Regions from separate parts of the Homo sapiens genome. Here region 2 is linked to region 1. A link is an interaction called in ENCODE POLR2A ChIA-PET data of the cell type or tissue named here. Cell type or tissue: Panc1. All regions are shown on one strand. Links, peaks and the distances in the headings refer to the core of each region. The heading gives the core; the rest is flanking DNA.

Region 1 (16,458 bases), core at 6,467-10,466:
TTGATTTTTCATTGGTCAGGAACTTACTCCTGCTTGCTGTTCTATCTGGGTGTCTCACGTTGGGTTTAAACTTATGAATAGGTATAAAAGAATAAGTAGAAATGAGAAAATACTGCTTTGACTCCTCACCTTAATCTGAAATTAGAATGAAATTGTTCATGAATTGTGTAGTCACAGCTGCATTAAGATTAGATGCCCCAGAGCCATATTTATTGGCTTGGAAATATTATCTTCATTTGCTGGCTTCCATAAGCAACAAAAGAATGTCACCATTCACGTTTTGCTCTGCATGACTTGGCGATTCCTTCGCATGCATATATGAGTGTTAATTTCTTCATCACACATTTGCAGAGCCCCTAGTACATCTTGGATGTTATAGCAGGCTCTGAAAGCACAGCAGTGGAAAGACTTGGTCCCTGTACTTACAGTATAATAGGGACAGACGTATGAGCAAGTAATTGTAGTATAATGTGACGAGTGTGATAATTAATGCATGCACAAAGAAAAGTGGTGGCCCCAAGGAGAAAATAGTTAATTACTGTTGTGTGTGGGGGTGTGGATTTAAAGAAGTAGTCACAGAGGAAGATGTCACCAGTTCTCAGCAGTGGCACATAAATGAAAGGCAATTAAGTAGCAGATGTGAGTTCTTTCACACTTTCTTGTCCCTGCTTCTTACTCCCTCCCTCTTGCTGACTGGAAGTCTCTGAGTCACCACTTGAAGGAGAGCGGCCAGACTCACTGTACTTTAATGTGCTGTTTGACTCAGCAGTTAACCTCCTGTGATACGGCCTGTCTGTTCTGTTGCCAAATTACATAAATTTGTTATTAGACTTTGAGGACTTACAGCTAAGTCATTAAGGCTAACTCTAAATCAGTTCATGAATTATAAATTATTTTGGCAGCAACATTATCCATAGACCTACATAACTTCTGTCATTTTTGTTGAAAGCTATCTCCATGATTTCTTTTTTTTTCTTTTTGAGACAGGGTCTCGCTCTGTTACCCAGGCTGGAGTGCAGTGGTGCGATCTCGGCTCACTGCAGGCTTGACCCCCTGGGCTCAAGCTATCCTTCTGCCTCAGCCTCCCAAGTAGCTGAAACTACATGCACAAGCCACCATACCTGGCTAATTTTTAAATTTTTTGGAGAGATGAGGTCTTGCTATGTTGCCTAGGCTGGTCTCGAACTCCTGGCCTCTAGCAATCCTCCCACCTCGGGGTCCCAAAGTGCTGGGATTACAAGATTATCAGTGATAGACTGGATAAAGAAAATGTGGTACACCTGGCCCTCCATGATTTCTTGAGTTGGAGGTCTATATTTCACAGAGTAACTGAGGTGGAAACTAGGAGAAAGTTGAGCCATAGCATCTCATGCTCCTCCTTCCAGTTTGGCTAAGTTACGCTATAACTTGTTTTTAGCACTGTTTCAGTTCTTTTCTTTTAATTTCCACAATATTTTTGGCACCTAATATGTACTGTGCTTATTTATAAAGTTTTACTTTGTGCCTGGAACTGTGCTAAATTGTTCTGGTGCAATAATGAACAAGAAAGAGATGGTCTCTGCCCTCCTGAAACTTAACAGAGTACTACTGGCGGAGGCAGAGAATTAAGGAAACTTTTGGAGAACAGGACGCCTTGAGAGCAGATAGAAGGAACATAAAACGTGAACTTGGGAATTCAGGATGGTTTCCTGGAGAAAGTGACATTTAAGTAGATATAAAAAGGTTGAAGGAGAGTTAGTTAGATGAAGACTAGGGATTGTGTTTTAGGAGGAGAAAGATAGTATGTGCAAAGGACTGGAGGAGGGAGAGCATGAAAGGGACAGAAAGAAGTTCTATGTACCTTGAAAATTAAGTGCAAACTGAGAAATGCAAGGGCTAATGTTTGAAAAGGAAGCAGGGGCCTGATGATGAAGGGACTTGTGAGCCATGCTAAGAAGACTGTCTTACAGGCCAGGCGCGGTGGCTCACGCCTGTAATCCCAGCACTTTGGGAGGCCGAGGCGGGCGGATCACGAGGTCAGGAGATCGAGACCATCCTGGCTAACATGGTGAAACCCCGTCTCTATTAAAAATACAAAAAAAATTAGCCGGGCGTGGTAGCGGGCGCCTGTAGTCCCAGCTACTCGGGAGGCTGAGGCAGGAAAATGGCGTGAACCCTGGAGGCGGAGCTTGCAGTGAGCCGAGATCGCGCCACTGCACTCCAGCCTGGGCGACAGAGCGAGACTCCGTCTCAAAAAAAAAAGGAGGAAGGGAGAATAAGAGTAAGCCCGAGAGGCAGGAGGAAAATGCGACCTTATGGAGCCCAAGGGAAGAGTGTTTTAAAAGAGAGAATGGCCAAAAAGAGCAAATCCTGCAGAATAGTCAAATAAATTAAGGGCTAAAAATCGTCTATTAGCAGGACATTTTGGGTAGTTTGGGTGAAAGCATTTTTAAAGAAGCAGTGTAGGGATAATACAGATCAGAAATAATTGAGAAAGGTGAGAAAATGGAGGTAGCAAGTAAGCTCAATTCTTTCAAGAGATTTGCAGGATATGGGATTTGAGGGACTTCTTTCTTTTTCTTCTTCTAATGGAAGAGACTTAAACATATATAAAATGTTAATGGGAAGGAGTAGAATGACTTGGTAGAGGGAGCAATGGAAAGAAGATAAGGAAGCAAGCAGATTGGTGGAGTGAAATCTTGCAGAAGGCCGGGAGGAGATGAGATCAGAGTACGGCAGGAGGGATTAACCTTAGAGGAAAATAAAGGTTTCTAGTTCTTTTTAATAGAAGAAAAGCAGGAAAGGACAAGTGTAGGTTATATATTGTTATTTAATCCTTACACAACTCTCTGAGGGTGGATATTGCTTCCCCCAATTTGAACGTGATGTAGTGGAGGTCCAGAAAAGTGAGGTAACTTGCCCAAAGTCACACAGGAGAACCTAGGCGTGACCCCAAGATTAATGCTTGCTTTGACCCCAAAGTGTAATGCTCACTTACCTGCAATATTTTAAAAGCTTAAGTTCCCTATAGGGAGTGCCCTGAAAATGACTGGAATTTAGTTAGGTCCTTGTTTTATGACTTGATAAGCTAGAATGCAAAGAGATTTTACTGGAGCAAACATACAGTGCCATTTGGTAGAGATCTAGCGAAAGAAGCTGCCCTCAATTAATGTTTGACTAACTCAGTACCAAAGGTCTGACTTTTCTTCCTGAGTATGCCTGCTAGAATAAACACACTTGCTTTTGCCTCTCTGTGCTACTGAGATGCACCAACATGGACATCTTATATATATTATATAATATTGACTAATCTAGTCAATATTAATATGGTGCCAACTTATGCCAAGCATTATTCTAGGTGCTCTAGGATAGTAACTTAATCCTAGTTCTATTATTATCTCCATTTTACAGAGGATAAATTTGAGGAACAGAGAGGCTGAGAAATTTGCTCAAGGTTGCATAGCTTGTAAATATCAAAGTCAGAATTTGAACCCAGAAATCTGGCTCCTGACCTGAGTCTATGCTCTTAAACAATTATGCTATTGCCCCTCAGGCAGGAACAATTAGTCTCTGGTGAAGAGAATACCTAGACTTGATTCTCAATTCTGATTTTCTGACTTCTTCCCCATGGACTAAATAGTTGTTTGGCTAAAGGCATAGACTTTAATTTCAGACCTGGGTATGAACCACACTCTACCACTTAAAAAGTTGTGTGGCCTTGGACAAATTACTTCTCTACAGCTCAGTTTCTTAATCTGTAGTGTGGGGCCAATAAAAATATTCAACTCAAAGAGTCACTGTGAGGATTAAATGAGATAAAGCATGTTAAGAGCTCAGCAGAATGTGTGTTCCATAGATAAGCCTGGGCTTAAGGGACCCTGGAGATGATGTTTTCATCTATCTCATTCTTCCATTCCTGTTTTAGTACTCTCATCCAAACTTTAGCTTCTCTTACCATGGATTACTACCATATGCACTTAAAACCTTTAAAAATCACATTAATATATAATTACTAAAACAATGCTTGTTTACTCAAATAGAAAAGTTCTTAAAAATATTTTAAAAGCTATGAATTACGTTAAACATTATAACTTTATTAAATTTGTTTTTTGTATTTTTTGAGACAGGGTCTTGCTCTGTCACTTAGGCTGGAGTGCAGTGGTGCCATCATAGTTCACTGCAGTGGTGCCATCATAGTTCACTGCAGCCTCGAATTCCTCAGCTGAAGTACCTCCCTAGGCCAGATGAACTCCCCAGGCCAGACGCCTTGTCCTCCCAACACTGCCCTGCCCATAGTGGATTTTTCTCTCTGTTCTTTCTCGCGTGAATCCTTCTTTCACACAACCCTCTACCTGCAGAGCTAACACCAGCATTTACCACTCACTGATATTCTTTTAACTCATATGTATTGTCAAGTATTGTTGCTTTGAAATGAAGTCTTATTCCACGAGACCGTAAACTTTGTATGCCAGTGACCACATTTTCTATGTAATTTGCTACTTTCTATGGTGCTTTAAATCACATCATTGAAGGGAAATTTTAATTTGTAAATTTGTAATATGACCAAGACTCCTGGCTCTGTGGACTGACTCACTGTGGCGACCCATCCCAGAGTGGGGCAGGACAGAGCAGAGTCCTCCCTGCAGGGAGCAAAGCTGAATCACCCTCTCCTCCTTCTAGAAAAACAGGCTTGAGGCTAAGTGCTCCTAATGCTCATCAGGGCCTTAATGGAAATGCCCAGAAGAGATTGAAGGGAGTAGCTTGAGCTTTTGCAGGAAGAGCCGGCAATGCAGTGGCTGCTCATTGATTAGCTGCTTTGGGTAACATGGCAAATGCGATTTTTACACTGAGCAGGTTGAGTTCTGTGTCCAGAGAGCTAACTGAAATTATTTCCCCTCTTATTGAAAGGACAATGTAACGATGCTAAAGAAAACATTGATAACATGACTATTTCCATGTTATGAAATTTATTTTCATTTTATATAACCCCTTCCAGACTTTGCCCACTTTCATGCATTTATTTTTAATTTTTCTTTGAGATGGAGTCGTGCTCTCTTGCCCACGCTGGAGTGCAGTGGCATGATCTTGGCTCACTGCAACCTGCCCCTCCTGGGTTCAAGCGATTCTCCTGTCTCAGCCTCCCAAGTAGCTGGGATTACAGGCATGCGCCACCACGCCTGGCTAATTCCCACTTTCATGCATTTAAAAAAATATACAGTAGCTACCATTAGAGTGAACATACCGTTTTTCAGATGAGTTGGAATCTCAGTGGGAAACTAGATGAGCTAATGTTCTATCAGAGGCTTTTCTCACCTAGACGCTGTGGCCCTATCATCTTGATTTTTTTCCCTCTCAATTTTGGCATGACTTGCCAGAGGTCAAATTTTTTTCCTCTGTACTTAGAGCTTCTCAGAAAGATAAAAGTGAATCCCATCCCTGTTTTATCTTTTGTAGCCAGAATGTGATTGGAATGTGAGCAATGGAGAAAAGTGGGTTGAACATTCACAAGAACATACTGTCTGATTGTCTCCTTTTAGACGAGGGCCACCTCTTTTTCCCGAAGGAGTAGTAATAACCCAAACCTAGGACCTGTAGAGATTTTTATTGAGCAAACTCACCCACAACATATCCTTTATTCTTTCCATTTATCATTCCTTTAACACCTCCTGCCTGTCCTATCCCACCTACACACACTTTCTGCAGTGAGCATACACCACTTTAGACATGCTGGATTCTACGTGGCCTCCTGAGTTTTCTGTGTCCTGGACATTCCTTTGCTCCATCATTACTACGTCCAGGGATGCAGCAGAGAAGAGTGGCTAAAATCTTAGACCACCTGTGTTCAAATCCTGCCTCCACCTTGGTCAAATCACCTGTAAAGTGGGAACAGTAATAGTACCTACTTCATAGTTGTTGGGAGGAACAAACGAGTTAATACTTGTGAAGCACTAGAACAGAGCCTGCAATGTAGTAAGAACTCAATGTTAGCTGGTATCCAAATCTAAATTTCTTCCAATCTTCAAAGACCAGATAACATCTTATCTCTTACACAAAATCTTATCTGACTAGCCTCATCTAACCCACGAAATCTCTTACTTTTTTGAAAGAATAACACAGTTGATAGTTAATTTACTCAAATAGCCCCTTGAGACAACTGCAGAATACAAGCTGCTCTGCCTATGGAGTAGCCACTCTTTATTCCTTTCCTTGCTTTTCACTTTACTCTAAAAAAGAAAAAAGAAAAAGAAAAAAAGGAAAGAAAGGGAAGGAGGGAAGGAAGGAAGGAGGGAAGGAAGGAAGGAGACTATCTTGATATCTGGGTTTAAATCTTGAAACAATAAGTGCTGTGGGACTTTGAGGGAGTTACTTAAGTCTTAGTTTTGTCATCTGTAAAATGGATGTTATAATACCTTCACAGGGTTATTGTGAGGTCCAAGTAAGATAAATGCTTAAAAAGTATCTCATACAGGTCCTGACTCATGGTAGACCCTCAATAAATACACAGGCTCTTTCAAAATATATTATTTAAAATTTTATGGATTGTGAAAGTGCAAGTGCATGTAGGTGGGCTAGGAAGGAATTGCATAGAAAATTAAGATAATATAGCACTGTATATAAAGAAAATTACAATAGTCTCATAAACGTCTTTCTGGAGCAACAATTTCCCTGGCCAGTAACTCCTACTCTGGAAACTAAATACAGCTGGGTGTATTCCCTTTAGTTTCTCTCTCTCTCTCTCTCTCTCTCGCTCGCTTGCTCTTGCTCTCACTCTTGCTCTCTCTCTCTCTCTCTCTCTGTGTGTGTGTGTGTCTTTGCAGGCATGCACTCAAGCAGACACGCATATTTAGAAAAGAAAGGAATCCGATTATATACCAATTTTGCAGTCTGCTTTACTTTACATAGACATTTCCCCATCTCATTTAATATTTTTCAAAGTGATGGTTTTGATGGGCCATATAGCATCCCATGTACATCTAAACAATCTAAACATAACTTATTTAACCATGACCCCATTGTTGAATATTGAGGTTTTCTTTAGGTTTTAGCTATTCTAAATAATGCTGCATCAAATAGCTTTGTATATGAATATCATAAGTATCTTTGATTATTTTGCTAAGAGAAATTCTTAGGAATAGAAATACTGGGTCAAAGAAAACACATTAAAGGATTCAGGTACATATTGCTAACTTTTGCCTTTCTGAAAGGTCGTGTGAATTACATACCTATCAACAGTGACCAGAGGTGCCCATCACATGTCTCCCTTGCCAATGCTCTGTTGTGTTGACGGAGTCTCGCTCTGTCGCCCAGGCTGGAGTGCAGTGGCATGATCTCGGCTCACTGCAAGCTCCGCCTTCCGGGTTCACGCCATTCTCCTGCCTCAGCCTCCCGAGTAGCTGGGACTACAGGCGCCCACCACTGCGCCCAGCTAATTTTTTGTATTTTTAGTAGAGACGGAGTTTCACCGTGGTCTCGATCTCCTGACCTCGTGATCCGCCCGCCTCTGCCTCCCGAAGTGCTGGGATTATAGGCGTGAGCCACCGCGCCTGGCCTGCTTTATCTATTATCTTTCAATCTAGATTGTAATCTTCTTGAGCAGGCACTGTGGTCATCTGCTTCTTCGTACCTGCCTTTATACAGAACATTGCTTGGTGCCATTCACATGGTAGCCCTTGCTAATATTTGCCAAGTGAATGAATTTCTATTCACAACTATCCCTGTGGGGTTAAGAGCTGGAGAAGGGACTTGAACAATTACTTGACCAATCACGAATTGGTCAAATTTGAATGAGAGAGGTTTGTAGACTTGTCCTCGGTCTCCTAGTGAGATGGGTTAGGTAGAAAACTATTAAATCACAGGTAGTTGGCCGCTGTTCAGGGGACTTGGACAAGGGAGTGGGTCCAAGAGAGAAAAATGATGTTTTTCAGGGTCAGCTCTGCAGCGTGTTGGAAACTGACTTTCTGCACTGCTATTCATTCTTTTTTTGTAACTGGGTGTGGGGAGGGGCGGGATCTACTTTTTACAACTCAGCCATGTAGCAGAATGAGTGGAATTTTCCAGATGGTTCCTCTTGATGACTGTTGGCATAATGGCAGTTTTGCCCCTTGGGAGCCATTGGGCTGCAACCCCTGAAGCCTAGACAGCAGTTTTAGCAGGTCAGATTGTGGGATCCGTGTGTTTTTGTTGGCACAAAGAGCCATGTGGGATTTCAAGCCATAAATACCATTTTTATTTTCCTCATACAGCTCCCTACTAAATGAGCAATGAGGCCAAAGCGAGGAAGGTGCCATAACCCTTTCCCTCAATACACATACACATCCATCCCAAATACAGTGACTCAGATCATTTCCTGGCACTGGGCACCTTCTGAATGAGAGTTTGGGGTAATCTGCTGGGAATAACACATTGCTTCAGAATTTTTCTGAATCTACACACCCACTGTGAAGATGAGTTGATGCTTCCTTTCTCTTACCCTGAGAGCCTCCCTCCTCCTGGGATAGTTGTGTTTTTGTTTTCAGGTAAAAGAGGCTTAGAGTGTGAAAGTTTGCTATGGATTTCAGGACATGTGAGCTCATAATATCTCCCTTTTATAATCTTCCCCATTCATTTGTGAGTTGACCACTAATCCTCCTAATACCCAGTAAACACAGTTGCCCAGGAGGCAGGTTAACCAAAGGGGTGAATCTGGACTGACACAAATTCTCATGGATTGCCTTACTGTGATGGGCCAGTTTTTTTTTCTTGTCTCTATTACAGACGTCATCTTCCAGAGCCTCCTTTCCTTAGAGCCACAATTTCTTTAACTTCCAGGTTGGAAGACTTCACGTAGGATTAGGAATTGTCACTGTGGTAGAATCAGCTGCTAATGTGCAAAGGTTGGAAAATGTTAGAACTTTATTTCCCAGAGTCCCTTGCGGTTAGGAATTTGTTGTGGTTAAGGCTCTGCCAGTCAGATGCACCTCACTGAGACTTGGATATGAGAGCCCAGCCGTATGTGGAAAGAGGGAGGGTGATGGGGATGTGCGTTTGCTTGTGCAGACTGTGCCATGGTCCTGGAGCAGCCAGCTGTGGCTATGGCTCCTCATTCAGCAGGCAGCTTCCTGAGCCAGCAGCTCCTTGGCGGCCCAGTTCTGTAGCATGGGTTTGGAAGTCATTCCTGGAGTCAATCTAGAGTCACTTCTTTAACTAATCAACTCCCCTCCTTCATTAATACTCCCGTAATAAATTCCTCTTTGTAAACTTGCTGATATAATGCTTCAGCCGCAAAGCTATGGTTTGTTTTACACTGTTCATTTGTTGACTGAGAAAAAATAAAATGGTTGGAATGTTTTCCTTTTTTATTATGGATTTCTTTCTACCAAAGCCAGTTTTGAACTATCCTGTTCTCTTTTGCATGCTTTTCCTTGTGACTATCGATAACCTTATATTGCACTTTTTCCCAGAGTGAGATGGAAGTTTTTCCCAGAGTTAATATTGATGTGTCCAATCAAAAAAGTAAATATTCCAGGCCGGGCGCGGTGGCTCACGCCTGTAATCCCAGCACTTTGGAAGGCCGAGGCGGGCAAATCACAAGGTCAGGAGATCGAGACCATTCTGGCTAACACGGTGAGGCCCCGTCTCTACTAAAAATACAAAAAATTAGCTGGGCATGGTGGCAGGCGCCTGTAGTTCCAGCTACTCGGGAAGCTGAGGCAGGAGAATGGTGTGAACCTGGGAAGGTGGAGTTTGCAGTGAGCCGAGATTGCACCACTGCACTCCAGCCTGGGTGACAGAGCAAGCCTCCGTCTCAAAAAAAAAAAAAAAAAGTAAATATTCCATCTTCTTTGACCTATTTACTTGGAACAATGCTATGTGCCAATTCATGGAATTCATATATCACCTCTCCATAAAAGCATAGAGTACTGTGTTATTAATAAGCATATAGCATTGATGCACATATACCCTGAAGCTTCTAACAGGCACAAAAAAGGGCTAGGAGGAACATTTTGCATTGATTATCAAGACATCAGTACTGACACTTCATTTTCAACAAAAGTGTACTGCCCCGTGTATAAGTCATGCCTACCATATTTCCTGACATCTGGGAGTTGACTTAATAGATGCTAATGTGATGTTATTACCAAGGTGTCAAGCTACACCCTCTCCTGATTGGTTCTCCTAGTTCTGCCTTAGGTTTGCTGACACTTTGCTATGAAAATTGGATTCAGACATTGCAGGCATGCAAAGTGCTGGCTAGAAAAGCACTGATTTAACTGGGCAAAACTGTGCCCAGTAATTATAAACTTACCATCTATTCCTGTAGAGCCTTCTCCTAATCCTTCAAGTTTGAGTCCTTCATATAGACACAGCTACAAGGGCAGAACAATTAGAGAAGTCAGACTCCAAGCCTGAATGAAGAGTGTTTTCTCATTTTGCCAGTTCTGTGAGAAAAGCTCTGCTGTGTAAGAAAAGCTCTGCTGTGTGCTGGCTGCCCAAGGGCAAGCTGCCTCTTGGGGAACAAGAATTTCTGAGGGAACAACAAACATTCTGTCTCAAATTTGGAACTAAAAAAGAACTTTATTTATTGAGGGCAAGGGGATGCAAACAATACAAAAATCAAAAGCTTATCTGGTATTTAACTTTTCTTTCTCTGCTTGTCAAATGAGAGTTAGATTTTATTTTTACATTTGCTAAGTGTCCTGATCTGCTCATGAAATCCTTCTATGGGGGAAGCTGTGGGGCAGATTCCTTAAGCGACCCTTTGGGACAACTCTTATCAGGGAGGAGCGAACTGCTCATTTCTGCCTACTTCTTTCCCTTCTGCTTCATGTGTACTACAAAATAGTCATTGCATGCAATGGTGAGGCCCGCAATTAGGGAAAAGAAGCTCTGGAAGCCCACTTTGCCATCTCTACACTGGTCCAGGTCCTTCATTATTTTGTCCACAGCCAGAGGGTCTTTTTGATTCTGAAAAAAAAAAGAACAAAGGCAAGAAATAGAAGTCAAAGGTTGCAATGAGGAGCTTATTTGATTTGTACTGCTGAGAACTGTGTATATATCTCCCAATTACTTGAGCTCTTGTTTTAGGTCATAAGCAACCTTTGGAGTTCATCTAAATGTATTTTTTTTTTTTTTTGCCTTGTGGGAGCATTTCAGTAATTTCATATTTAGATTCTGCCTAAGAACCACCCTAAGCTCCTCATTTTATGGTTTAAACTTACATTCTCTTATTAAAATTTTATTCCTAATGGCATGGTCAAATCCCTTACAAAGGAAACTCCTTATGAAAAGATATTTATGATTTAGGGAATAAGTTTTGGATCACTGTCCTATGGATTTTAAAGAGGTGTTAATGATGCCATGGGTTGGTTTTAGGTTTGGAGAAGGCAGCTCTCATTCTTGGCACAGCTGAGGACAAGCTAGTGTGGCTTCATATCATATTAGCCACGTGATGCTGAGTGAACCACACAGCTTAGTGGGCCTTTGTGTATCAACGATGAATTGAGGAGGTTGGACTATAATGTTTCTAGAATCCTTTCATTCTTTGAGTTGGTAAGTCTATGCCATCCTATACTCTTCACTGGATGTTGTACACTGGACCAGTTTCAAAAGGAGTATGTGGGATGGAGTCTTAAACTCCCCATGACTCTCAGTGCCTGGTAAGAATGTATGGAACAGAGATGGGCAGGCAAGACCCCCTTTGCTTTTATCTTGCTTACATGGTGATTGGCTTCAGCACTCCTTTTTGTAGTGATGCTGGTCAGAAGCGGTAAGGTGTGGTTTTTCCTGTAGGGTCCATGCCATCAACCAGAGAGAGAAATATGGCCTATTTGAGGTTGTTAAAGGGCTCAGGTAAACTATTTATGAATTCTGATGACTATATTCATGAGTGAGGAAAATGATACGCAGTGTTTCAAGTGTGCTAGATGTTTCTAAATTGCACTCAGAAATTCCTAAAAGTATAGCAGCAGCATTTCCCACATGAGCACTGCAAACTCCTACTCTAGCTAAACGTGCTCTATGCAGCTCTTGGTGGGTTTCAGCTAATTCTGGCTTCACCCTCAGCTTCCTGGCTGTGGTCAGAATGAGTGAAATCTGGATGACATAAGAGGTCTACTTTAGAAACAAAATGCTCTGTTAATGCAGTGAGTCTAGATGTTTCCAGAATTATGACTCTGTGCCTGGAATAAATTACCCTGCCATGGTTAGTGCTCCACACTACATATACCCTTTATGTGTCTGATGCCACAAAGCCTTTAGGAAGAAAGGGTCTGTGTCTTACATGATACTCACTCTGGCTCTTAACAACACTCTTAACAAGTGTTTAGTGTACTGAGAATGCCTTTGTCTATAGGACAGGCAGGCTTACAATGAGCACATTTTGTCCTTGCATCTTAATGCTTGTCTTGAATGATCATAGAAAGTGAAAGTGACCTTGCAGATAATTATGTCCAGCCCTCTCTAATTTTACAGGGGAGGAAACTGAAGACTAGAGAGCTGAAGCAACCTGCCCATTGTTAGTTAAGGCAGAGCCAGATCTTCTAACTCCTGGTCTGGGGCTATATCACAGGACTCTACAAAAGCAGAGGACCTGCATATTCTAACTCATTCTGGGATAGCATTAGGTAATAACTGCAGCTCTGAGAGAGCAGTTAGGCTATTTATATCTGTTTATTTAACTGATATTGATGACATACGAATTATAGTATACTAAAAAGCCTCATGTTTATTGATTGCAGGAGTCAGGGGCTGGACTAATGTGCCGTTTACCAGTCAGATGACAAGAGGCAGGACCCAACGTTTTACCGTATCTCCTCTCACCCTTTACAGGTTAATGCATTATTCAACACCAAGCACAGAAACAATCTTTTCAGGTGACTACAATTGTGGTAGGGAAAGAAGGGCTTGCATTTCAGTCTACTATTTTGTCATGCAATGTTGCACCTTCAGTTGAATTCAACAGCCACCTCTCGAGAACCTGGAATATAAAAGGACAACTGTGCCTTGTGGCCCCATGTCCTGAGTGATGTATCTGAGCTGATGGCAGAGTCCTCTTATAGGTCTTCATGCATCTCTCAGTCTGTCAAAGGTGAGACATAAATTCAAACTGCTCCTGTGCTGTCAGAGCATTATTATGTGAAAAGCAGTTATTTCTGGAGTGATATGTGGCTTTTATTCAGTAGATGACTGACACTGCTCCTTTGTAGTATTAGAAAAAGAAAAAACAATCCCTTTATCTGAAGAGATTTAAGAAGGGAGATTCGAGTTGCTCAAAATGGAATGTGACCAGGATGTGGCATCTCCACCACCAGGTTTTTGGACCTGAAGGTAGCCATTTTCTGGTTGACTACTCTTTTGTGAAAAGCTTTCTTTCTCCCAACTCTGTCCCCAACATCGTCACAACAGACACAGATAACCCGATGGAATTTTCCAACAAACAGCTCATATTGTGGTTATTTGTATGCAGTCTTATTTCACCTGCAGACTGTAAGCTCCTTGAAGGTTGGGGCTGTGTCTTCATTACTTTGTTTCCTCAACAGTATCTTACAAATAGCAGGTACTCAATACTATTTAATAAATGAATGAATGAGGTCATTCATTCATTCCTTCAGGTGACTACATTCATTTATTCACTAGTGGTGACCTCCACAGGGAAGGGATGGAAACAAGAAGGAAAAGGAACCAAGGCCTAGAAGCATTGACTTTTATGTCTGGTTCTTTGTAAGCTTTTCAACACTTACTTCCAAAAATCCAGGGAACTCCTTTTCCATGAGTACTCTCAGGTCCTCCTTTGTTAAGTAGCCTTTATCCCCAGCGAATTTGTGAAATGTAAACATCATGGTTTCCATGGCGTGTTCCATTTGAGATGGCATTTTGGTGTGGTCCGTTGAAGCCTATTAAAGGATGTAAAGTAACAGGGTCTACATTAACTTTTTTTGGCAGACTTTATGCATGAATTTATTTTTTTTAAATTGAAAGATAAAATTGTATGTATTTAATGTGTACAACATGATGTTTTCAGGTATATATACATTGTGGGATGACTGAATCTAGCTAATTAACATATGCATTACCTCCCATAGTTAGCACTTCTGTGGTGAGAACACTTAGCCACTCTTAACTATTTGTCAAGAATACAATACATTGTAATTAACTATAGTCACGTTGTTGTACAGTAGATCTCTTAAACTTATTCCTCCTAACTGAAATTTTCAATCTTTTGACCAATAGCTCCTCAACATCACTCAAATGCAATCACCCCAGCCCATTCTATTCTTTAGTTCTATGAAATTCAGTGTTTAAGATTCCACATGAGTGAGATCATCTGGTAATTGTCTTTCTGTGCTTGGCTTATTTCACTAAGCGTAACGTCCTCCAGGTTCATCTTTGTAGATTTACATTAACTTTTAAGCCATATGTATTGCCAGCCTTTTTAGGATAATTGGAAAGATGGAGATTAGATCATCCATCTGATCTTCTCCAGCTTTAAAATTCAGTGAATGAATCTAAGAACCAGTCCACCCCAGTTTGGGTCCCTTGTTGGTAGAAATAGACACCTCAGATACTGGTGCTGTAAATAAAGGGGTTTAGCTAACTCCAGCTAATTTGCATGAATAATCTAATGAAGAATAGAAACTAATAATTTAGAAAAGCAACATCAGTGTTCCTCTTTTTTTTTTTTTTTTTTTTTTTTTTGAGACGGAGCTTTGCTCTTGTTGCCCAGGCTGGAGTGCAGTGTTGTGATCTTGGCTCACTGCAACCTCCGCCTCCCAGGTAGCTGGGATTACAGGCGTCCGCCACCATGTCCGGCTAATTTTTTGTATTTTTAGTAGAGGCGGAGTTTTGCCATGTTGAGCAGGCTGGTCTCAAACTCCTGACTTCAGGTGATCCGCCCACCTCGGCCTCCCAAAGTGCTGGGATTACAGGCCACTGCGCCCGGCCCAGTGTTCCTCTTTTTAACTGACAAAGCACCTACTGAAAGAACAGATAGTTCATAATTTCTCTTGGCACTAGTAAATGGGATTCTTAGATATGGCTGATACTAACAATCCACACAGTCAAGTCTGGTAAATACGAAAACTTCACCCTTCTAAGCTTAAAGTGGTAACTTGGTTCAGTGTGATTCTAGGGTTTAGAAATCTGCTTACAAATGAATTTATCTGCTGGGTATATATGTATTCTTTTTTTTTTTTTTTTTTTGAGACGGAGTCTTGCTCTGTTGCCCAGGCTGGAGTGCAGTGGCGCCATCTCGGCTCGCTGCAAGCTCCGCTTCCTGGATTCACGGCATTCTCCTGCCTCAGCCTCCCGAGTAGCTGGGACTACAGGTGCCCGCCACCGCGCCCGACTAATTTTTTTGTATTTTTAGTAGAGATGGGGTTTCACCGTGGTCTCGATCTCCTGACCTCGTGATCCGCCCACCTCGGCCTCCCAAAGTGCTGGGATTACAGGCGTGAGCCACTATGCCCGGCCTATATGTATTCTTTACTAAAGCTCTGAACTTGTTATTTACTGCAATAAAGACAGTTGCATCTCTGGCAGTAAAATACAGTTGCTCTACCCAAACAGAAAACTACTCAAAGTCCATTGTCTAGTTCACTTGAGAAGCAACAAGTAATACTATAACCTAACTCATTTGAGGGCCTCCTATGTTTTTAGTGACATTAGACAGATGAGCTGCTCTCACAGTCTGGGGTACAGTGGGAAAGCAAGAGCTTTCATCATGAAGCGTTTATAAGAAAGGAAAGGAAACATGTCAGATCATTACATTTGGGTATAATGAACTAGGGGTATATGTCTCACAAGACCCAGTACGTGGTACTTAATAGAACCTCAGTGAATTTTGGCTTAATTGGAAGGAATCATTTGGCGAGAACAGATAAGCTTTGGCTAATATCACCTAAAATCACTACTGGATAGGAAACAGGTGAACGTGAATGGAGACTGTAATATAGCACTAAAAAATAAAAATAAATAATCACAAGAATAGGCTTTGAGCTTAGATTGAAGGGCTGGCAAATTCCTCTGCTGAAGAGCTCTAATGGGAACCTGAGACATGCTTTGGTCTGGTTCCTATCTCTGAGAGATGCCTGTTCAACACTGATTCTCAAATGCTATCTTTTACAGAGGAGAAGGTGGAGTGGGTAAACATGAGGATTGAGCAATTAACACTTAAGAATTGTAAATTCTACCCCTTAATCTCCAGAAAAGTATGGGAACCAGCAGGCCAAAGAATGCTATAAATCAGAATCTGGCATGAGTCATCTGAAAGGCAGTTAGTTATCTTGGAGAGAGCTGCAAATTAATGCTTCAAGGTCTGCTGTGAGATGAATTCCAGGGGAACCACACCCTTTTCCTTCTCTTCTGACACAGCTCAGATCTGGCTCATCCCCCATCCCTCATATGGGTTTCAGATGGCAGTGGGCTTACAGAGAGTCTGCCTTGCCTGGACTGGTACTCCAAGTCCAGCAATTTAAGAGAACTGAACTGGGCGAGTCACCTCTG
Region 2 (9,400 bases), core at 3,542-7,541, 560 kb before region 1:
TTTGAGCTCAAGCGAGCCTCCTGTTTCAGCCTCCCAAGTAGCTAGGACTACAGTGGTGCACCACCATGCCCAAGTAATTAAAAAAAATTTTTTTTTGTAGGGACAGGGTCTCGCCATGTTGCCCAGGCTGGTCGGAAACTCCTGGCCTCAAGCAATCCTTTTGTCAATCCACTTCAGTCTCCCAAAGTGCTAGAATTACAGGTGTGAGCCAGTGCACCGGCCAATTTTGGTAAGACTTTTAACTGCTACATATTTTTAATTATACAGTATGGCAAAAAGAGAGAGATTATTTACATTTTTGTCACTTTAATGGAATTAGTTTCAAGTTTTTGCAAATATGAAAACTGGAAGCTTAAAGCCTTGGGCATTTACTGGACAATGTCTAACCTCCCCCCGCCCCCAGCCCCCTACACCCCAGCCAAAGAAATATGAATAAAGTTGAAATAATTCTTTTTTCTTTTTTTAACTACCGAGAACCCTGGATTTTTGTTTTGAGACAGAGTCTCGTTCTGTCTCGCACGCTAGAGCGCAGTGGCTCAATCATGGCTCACTGCAACCCTGACCTCCCAAGCTCAAGCAATCCTCCCATCTCAGCCTCCCAAAGTACCAGAATTACAGGTATGAGCCACTGTGCCTAGCCAAGTAATTTTTTAAAGTAAAACAAACAAACAAAAGCCAGGGGTTCTTAATCTGGGGTCTATGGAACAGGCCTCTAGGAATCCAGGCTTTCTCTGAAATTATTTGCAAAAGAGTAAAATGTAGATTTTTCTAGGAAGAGGATTCAAACATTTCATATTTATTCTCAAAGAGGTCTGCAACTCCATTTAGAAACACTGTCTACAGGTACATTAGGTGCTATGAGGACATGGATAAATAAGAAATTCTGCATAAAGGAATGAGGAAAAGCTATAACAACATATAAAAGCTGAATTGTCAAAGAATGGGGCTCAGCCAGCCAGAGAGAGGACCAAGAGAAAAGCAGGAGGAAAGGCAAGTAGGTATGAAAGTTAACCACATGTTTGGGAAACAGTTAACTAGCAACATAACGATATTATCTCTTTTCCACTCACCCCCCGATTTGTTTACCTCTCTCATTTTTCTCTTCTAGAACACCTTTAAGCAATATTTTGTCCAGGCCTTTCTTAGTCTATGTTTTCCCTGGGCAATCTCATTCACTCTTTCTCCTATAACCTATTTATCAGCTCTATTTTCACAGCTGTCATGCAACATCAATAATAAAAACACTTATTAAGCAATTTCTAATGTACAAGCATCAGGTTAAGATTTACATGTGTTGGCTGGGCACGGTGGCTCATGCCTGTAATCCCAACACTTTGGGAGGCCAAGGCAGGCGGATCACCTGAGGTTGGGAGTTCAAGACAAGCCTGACCAACATGGAGAAACCCTGTCTCTACTAAAAATACAAAATCAGCCGGGCACAGTAATGCATGTCTGTAGTCCCAGCTACTTGGGAGGCTGAGGCAAGAGAATCGCTTGAAGCTGGGAGGCAGAGGCTGCGGTGAGCCAAGATGGCGCCACTACACTCCAGCCTGGGCAACAAGAGCGAAACTCCCTCAAAAAAAAGAAAAAAAAGATTTACATTGTGTTATCTCAAGAAAACTAGTGAGGTAGGAACTCAAATATAAGGGGATTTAAGAGATCTCTGGTAACCTTTGACACATCAGTTCTACAGGGGAAGGAGCTAATACAGAAAAAGATTCAAGAGGGAAAATGAATTGATTCTCCATGGTGGCTGTCCTAACTGTCCCTCTGAGCACCATCACCCTCCTTAACACCTAACACAATCTCCTACTTTGAGGAAATAGGCATGAACAACTGTAACTTCTGCTGCTTGTTTTCCAAATTATGGAAGGATAGATCTCTTGTACCTTCCTAAGGCTCATCCAACCTCATCATGCCATGTATTCCAAGATTTTGTCAATTTGTTTTCCCTGTCTTCAATCTTCCCCAACCCCGACAGGCTCCGACTCCTAAACATGGTTAAGCTCCTTAAAGCATCCTTCTCTCAATCCTATTTCTTCCTCAAACTTTCTCCTTTCCACTAACACAAGATTTTTTGAAAGATTAGAATAACCTACATCTGTTACCTTTAATGAGATGCTCAGGAAGTGGAGGTAACAATGCCAGGAAGAAAAATGTTATAATATTTGAAGAAATGGGCCGGGTGTGGTGGCTCACGCCTGTAATCCCAGCACTTTGGGAGGCCGAGGCCGGTGGATCACGAGTTCAGGAGATCGAGACCATTCTATCCTGGCTAACACGATGAAACCCCGTCTCTACTAAAAATGCAAAAAAATTAGCCGGGCGTGGTGGTGGGTGCCTGTAGTCCCAGCTACTCGGGAGGCTGAGGCAGAAGAATGGCGTGAACCCAGGAGACAGAGCTTGCAGTGAGCCGAGATCGCACCACTGCACTCCAGCCTGGGCAAAAGAGCGAGACTCCGTCTCAAAAAAAAAAAAAAAAAAAAGAATATTTGAAGAAATGTACCTTAAGATAGCCACTATGGAAAACAGGAATAATAACTAACAGTCTTAACCATTTTTTAGTCCCAAATCTCACACTAACAAAAGCTATGCAACCTCTCCCTTGAAAAATGCACACACACAGGCAAAGTTTATATGTAATTTCAAGGGGCTCACAGGACACCTCACCACCAAGCAGGTTAAGATTTCTGTATTAGACATAAATATTAAAAGACTATGAATCAGGGCCGGGTGCACTGGCTCACGCCTGTAATCTCAGAGCTTTGGGAGGCAGAGGCAGGCGGATCATCTGAAGTCAGGAGTTCAAGACCAGCCTGGCCAACATGGCGAAACCCCGCCTCTAATACAAAAATTAGCCGGGTGTGGTGGTGCACGCCTGTAATCCCAGCTACTCGGGAGGCTGAGGCAGAAGAATTGCTTGAACCTGTGACGCGGAGGTTGCAGTGAGCTGAGACTGTGCCACTGCACACACCAGCCTGGGTGACAAGAGTGAAACTCCATCTCAAAAAAAAAAAAAAAAAAAAAAAAAGAAAAAGAAAGAAAAGAAAAAAAAAAAGACTATGAATCAGACAGAGTGCGGTGGCTCACGCCTGTAATCCCAGCACTCTGGGAGGCCAAAGCGGGTGGCTCACTTGAGGCTAGGAGTTAGAGACCAGCCTGGCCAACATGCCTGTAGTCCCAGCTACTTGGAAGGATGAGGCAGGAGAACTGCCTGAACCCAGGAGGCTTAAGTTGCACTGAGCTGTGATTGCGTCACTGCATTCCAGCCTGTGTGACAGGGTGAGATTCTGTCTCAAAAAAGACTAAGAATCAGCATTAGACAAACTTATGAAAAGAACCCTAGGGCCATACAAGCTCCTTCAAGTCACTGCACTGCTCTTAAACAAGTGTGAATAAAAATGTAATACTACTTTTTGGGTTTTTTTTTTTTTTTTGAGATAGGGCCTTACTCTGTCACCCAGGCTGGAGAGCAGTGGTGTGATCATATCTCACTGCTGGCTCGACTTGCTGGGCTCAAACAATCCTCCCACCTCAGCCTCTTGAGCAGCTGGGGCTACAGGCACAAGCCACCACACCTGGCTAATTAAAAAAAAATACAAAAACAGAGAGAGATAAGGTCTCACTATATTCGCCAGGCTGTTCTCAAACTCCTGGGCTCAAGCAATCCTCACGCCTTGGCCTCCCAAAGTGCTAGGATTAGAGGCATGAGTCACCATGCCTTGGCCTGTAATGTTATTAAGATGATACTGTTATCACAATTAAATATAATGATCCACTGATATTCTGGGGACAACTCAGAAAATTTTTAAATAAAGTAGGTATTGAATGTTATTAAGGATTTCTGATTAATTCTGTTAGATCTTTTTTTTTTTTTTGAGACGGAGTCTTGCTCTGTCGCCAGGGTGGAGTGCAATGGTGCGATCTCAGCTCACTGCAACCTTCGCCTCCCGGGTTCAAGTAATTCTCCTGCCTAAGCCTCCCGAATAGCTGGGATTAGAGGCGCGTGCCACCACACACGGCTAACTTTTTGTATTTTAGTAGAGATGGAGTTTCACCATGTTGTCTGGGATGGTCTCGATATCCTGACCTCGTGATCCACCCGCCTCGGCCTCCCAAAGTGCTGGGATTACATGCATGAGGCTCCGCGCCCGGCCCTCTTTTTTTTTTTTTGAGACAGCGTTTCACTCTTGCTGCCCAAGCTGTAGTGCAATGGTGTGATCTCAGCTTACTGCAACCTCCGCCTCCCGGGTTCAAGCAATTCTCCTGCCTCAGCTTCCCAAGCAGCTGGGATTACAAGTGTGCACCACCATGCCCAACTAATTTTTTGTATTTTTAGTACAGACAGGGTTTCACCACGTTGGCCAGGCTGGTCTTGAACTTCTGACCTTAGGTGATCCGTCCGCCTCAGCCTCCCAAAGTGCTGGGAGTACAGGCGTGAGCCACTGCGCCGGCCTATTAGATCTTAACAAAGGTACTGTGGCCACACACACACACACACACACACACACACACACACACACACAAAAGGCCTTATTTTTTAGAGCTACATATTAAAATATTTAGGAGAAAAATATCATGATGTCTACAATTAACAAACAATTCAGAAAATAAAAGGAAAAAAATCCCCCAAAATATTAGCATGTAAAAATAAGCTACTTTTTGAAAAGGTATCTGCACTCCCATGTTTATTGCTGCACAGTTCACAATAGGCAAAATATAGAATCAACCTAAGTGCCCACCAACAGATGAATGAATAAAGAAGATGTGGTGGCTGGGCACAGTGGCTCATGAGGTCAGGAGTTTGAGACCAGCCTGACCAACATGGTAAAACCCCGTCTCCACTAAAAAATACAAAAAAATTAGCCGGGCGTGGTGGCGTGTGCCTGTAATCCCAGCTACTCAGGAGGCTAAGGCAGGAGAATCACTTTAACCCAGGAGGTGGAGGTTGTGGTGAGCCAAGATTGCACTACCGCACCTCAGCCTGAGCGACATAGCAAGACTCCTTCTCAAAAAAAAAAAAGATGTGGTATATATACCCAGTGGAATATTATAGCCACAAAAAAGAATGAAATTCTGTCATGCAGCACATGGTTAGAACTGGAAGTCCCTAAGTGAAGTAAGCCAAGCACAAAAAGACAAATATCACATGTTCCCACTCATATGTGGGAGCTAAAAAAAAAAGTAGATCTCATGGAGAGAGAGTAGAATGGTGGTTACCAGAGGCTGGGAAGAGTAGGGGAGTAGAGAGTTGAAGAGAAGCTGATCAACAGGTACAAATATATGGTTTGAAAGAAGAAATAAGACCTAGTAGATCAGTAGGGTGACTATAGTTTACAATAACCTGTTGTAAATTTTAAAATAGCTAGAAGAGAATAATTTGAATGTTTCTAGCATAAACACATAGAGTGATGAATATTCCAAGTACACTGATTTAATATTTACAGATTATATAAATGTATATTAGATTATCACATGCATCCCTAAACCATGTACACCTATTATGCATCAATTCTTTTTTTTGAAAAAGCTACTTTTGGGCTGGGCACGGTGGCTCATGCCTGTAATCCTAGCACTTTGGGAAGCTAAGGTGGGTGGATCACGAGGTCAGGAGTTTGAGACCAGCCTGGCTAACATGCTGAAACCCCGTCTCTACTAAAAATACAAAAAATTAGCCGGGCATGGTGGTGGGCGCCTGTAATCCCAGCTACTTGGGAAGCTGAGGCAGGAGAATCGCTTGAAACCAGAAGGTGGAGGTTGTAGTGAGCTGAGATTGTGCCACCGTACTCCAGCATGGGTGAAAGAATGAAGCTCTGTCTCAAAAAAAAAAAAAAAAAAAAAAGAAAAAAAGAAAAAAAGTTACTTTCGACCGGGCATGCTGGCTCATGCCTATAATCCCAGCACTTTGGGAGGCCGATGCAGGTATATCATTTAAGGCCAGGAGTTTGAGACCAGCCTGAACGACACGGCGAAACCCCATCTCTACTAAAAATAAACAAACAAAAAAATTAACTGGGCATGGTGGCACATGCATGTAATCCCAGGAACTTGGGAGACTGAGGCACAATAATTGCTTGAACCTAGGAGGTAGAGGTTGCAGAGAGCCAAGACTGCGCCACTGCACTCCAGCCTAGGTGACAGAGCGATTGTCTCCCAAAAAAAAAGCTGAGCACGGTGGCTCACACCAGTAATCACAGCACTTTGAGGCTGAGGTGGGTGGATTGCTCGAGCTCAATAATTTGAGACCAGCCTGGGCAGCATGGCAAAACCCTATCTCTACAAAAAACACCCCCCAAAACAAAAAACCCCCCAAAATTAGCTGGGCATAGTGGCATGTGTCTGTAGTACCAGCTATTCAGGAGGCTGAGTTGGGAGGATCATCTTAGCCTGGGAAGTGGAGATTGCAGTAAGCCAAGATTGTGCCACTGCACTCCAGCTTGGCTAACAGAGTGAGACCCTGTCTCAAAAAAAAAAAAAAAAAAAAAAAAAAACTACTTTCATGCCAGATCTGTCAAGGGTGCAAAAAAGGAAATTACGAAAGACTGCAAGAATAAAATTGATATATGCTAAGGAAAGGTGATTTTGGTAAGCATAAAATCTTGTCATAAGAGACTCAAAAATTAAGTCAGGGAAACCAAGAGAAAAAAGATCAATGAGGGTCTACATTGTTTCTTTTCCATAAGGAAAAACTTATCTTCCCTCTGTGTAATTTTATTATTTGTGGAACTTCGGAATAACAAAACCCACCCCCCATATTACGCGTAAAAATGAGTTAGGTGCCCAGACTGGGCAACACAGCAAGACCCTGTCTCTACCCCCAAGAAAAGGAATAAATTAGCTGGGTGTGGTGGCATATGCCTACAGTCCCAGCTACTCAGGAGGCTGAGGTGGGAGGACTGCTTGAGCCCAGGGGTTCGAGGCTGCAGTGAGCTAAGATTGCGTCACTGCACCCCAGCCTGGGTGGCAGAGCAAGACCCTGTTGTCTCAAAAAACTGGTGTTTTCACTAAGAGGTATGGATGAGTTACTCTGGCTTCACATTACTGACAGTGAAGAATCGTGAGTCCTATTCTAGACCAAGCTGGCTACCCTGGCACTACACTGCAGTGTTACCATTGATTCTTTGTTTTTTGAGACAGAGTCTTGCTCTGTTATCCAAGCTGGAGTGCAGTGGCGTGATCATGGTTCACTCTAGCCTTGACCTACTGGGCTCAAGCAATCCTCCCACCTCTACCTCCTGAGTAGCTACGACTATAGGCGTGCGCCACCACACCCAATTTTTGTATTTTTTTTGTAGAGACGGGGTTTCTCCATGCTGCCCAGGCTGGTCTTGAACTCCTAAGCTCAATCTGCCTGCCTCGGCCTCTCAAAGTGCTGAGATTACAGGTGTGAACCACTGCACCTGGCCCGGTTGATTCTAATATACATTCTACTCCCAAATGATTAGTCCAAAGTTTCACTGTCTAATATGGTGGCACCAGCAACATGTATCTAGTGAACACTTAAAATGTGGTAAGCTCAAACCCAATTTAGATTTGTATTTCAAAAGATCTGTTTTTTAATGGAGGAAAAAAGAATGACGAATATCTCATTAATTTTAAATTTTGAGTTCATGTTGAAATATTTTTAATATACTGAATAAAATATGCTGTTAAAATTAATTTTGCCTGTTTTTTTAAACTTTACAGTAGACGCCCTTTGCCAATGGGAAATATACGTTCCAAGACCCCCAGTGCATACATGAAACCTCAGATAGTATTGAACCCTATACATACCGTGTTTTTTCATATATATATATATATATACCTATGATAAAGTTTAATTTATAAATTAGGCAAAGAGATTAACAATTAAAAATATATAATATATAAAAGGATAATTATAACAATATACTGTAATAAAAGTTATGTGAATGTGGTGTCTCTCTCAATAATCTTATTGTACTGCACTCACCTAGTTTTGGACTGTGATTGAGACTAAAATTGAGGATAAGGGAGCGCTACTGTATTTAAAGTGAAAAAAATTAAAATTACTCATGAAGCTTGCATATTTCTACTGCCTAGTGTTACTGTAAGCCATTAATGTCAATCCCACTTCCCTTGCCAATAAATGGTCAGAGATATAAAAGGAAAGCAATTCTCACTCATAAGAAAACAGATTCAAGAAAGAAAAATTGAGGATAAGGGAGCGCTACTGTATTTAAAGTGAAAAAAATTAAAATTACTCATGAAGCTTGCGTATTTCTACTGCCTAGTGTTACTGTAAGCCATTAATGTCAATCCCACTTCCCTTGCCAATAAATGGTCAAAGAGATATAAAAGGAAAGCAATTCTCACTCATAAGAAAACAGATTCAAGAAAGAAAGATGGGAAGATAAGATCTCTTCTTTGTCTAACAATTTTTTATCTGGACATAGTGCCTGACACTTATACAGCCACCCTGCTATGAGCCAGAGACAAGAGAATTGTTGAAAACCAGCAGGGCAGTCAAATTCTAGGCTGAAGCATCCATTTCTGTATCTCTCAGTTAAATGATATAACAGATATTCTTATTGTTTTCTTTTGTTTTGAGACAGAGACTCGCTCTGTCATCCAGGCTGGAGTGCAGTGGTGCGATCTCAGCTCACTGCAACCTCTACCTCCTGGGATCAAGTGATTCTCATGCCTTGGCTTCCTGAGTAGTTGGGATTACCTGCGCACACCACCACAGCCAGCGAATTTTTGTATTTTTAGTAGAGATGTGGTTTTGCCATGTTGGCCAGACTGGTCTCCCCTGGCCTCAACTGATCCACCCACCTAAGCCTCCCAAAGTGCTGGGATTACAGGTGTGAGCCACCACACCCAGTCCTTATTGTTTAATTCATTTTTAGTTAAGGATTTTTACTTGTAGCAAATGCATCCAGATAATATGCATATGTCTTCTATGCTTTTGATCATGCTGTTTTCAATCACCTAAAAGCTTTTCTTACTACTCTCCATCCATCTAAACCTTTCTTAAATTTAAGCACGACTTTCTTGGAAACCTAGCCACAAGGATTTTTTCCCTTCTCTGAAGTATTTCACCTATCAATGATATCTTAAAATGTCTATGTTTATAATATACTATCTTGTTCTCACATTTTCCTATATTTACATAATTTTTGTCTTTACAACAAAACTGGAAATCCCGTAAAGGACATGAGAAGTATTCTCAATACTGGGCTTAAATCCTCACTATGTATCCCCAGTAGAGGTGTATTTAGAGGTGTACGCTCATAAGCAAATGACTCAATTTCTTTGAGCTTATGTTCAGCCTACATCTATCTATAAAATGTACAGTGTAGAAAAACATTCCAGCTTACCTTATATTTCACTGAAAGCACTGTCTTAATGATAAAGTACTTCATAATATTATCTTTTTTTT

Evidence for each region. Peaks named below come from ENCODE experiments on the same cell type or tissue, not always from the same donor. Only the 100,000 strongest peaks of a DNase experiment are listed, where the experiment ranks them.
Region 2: POLR2A ChIA-PET joins it to region 1 with 6 read pairs; 3 of 35 experiments call an interaction of 5 or more read pairs at or near these places.

Annotation. Positions count from the first base shown.
Region 1 is chr1:151,972,402-151,988,859 of GRCh38, forward strand. S100A10 (S100 calcium binding protein A10) reads right to left here. Exons shown (of 3, transcript NM_002966.3): 2 at 13,698-13,850; 3 at 10,514-10,923. The coding sequence starts at 13,829. The coding sequence ends at 10,762. Among named protein-coding and RNA genes, the nearest start is that of S100A10, 13 kb to the right of the region's middle. In Panc1, for the core only: no CTCF peak of the experiment used is centred there; no DNase peak of the experiment used is centred there; H3K4me3 peaks cover 591 bases; H3K27ac peaks cover 4,000 bases.
Region 2 is chr1:151,413,205-151,422,604 of GRCh38, forward strand. The region is part of intron 10 of POGZ (pogo transposable element derived with ZNF domain); the gene reads right to left. Among named protein-coding and RNA genes, the nearest start is that of PSMB4, 18 kb to the left of the region's middle. In Panc1, for the core only: no CTCF peak of the experiment used is centred there; no DNase peak of the experiment used is centred there.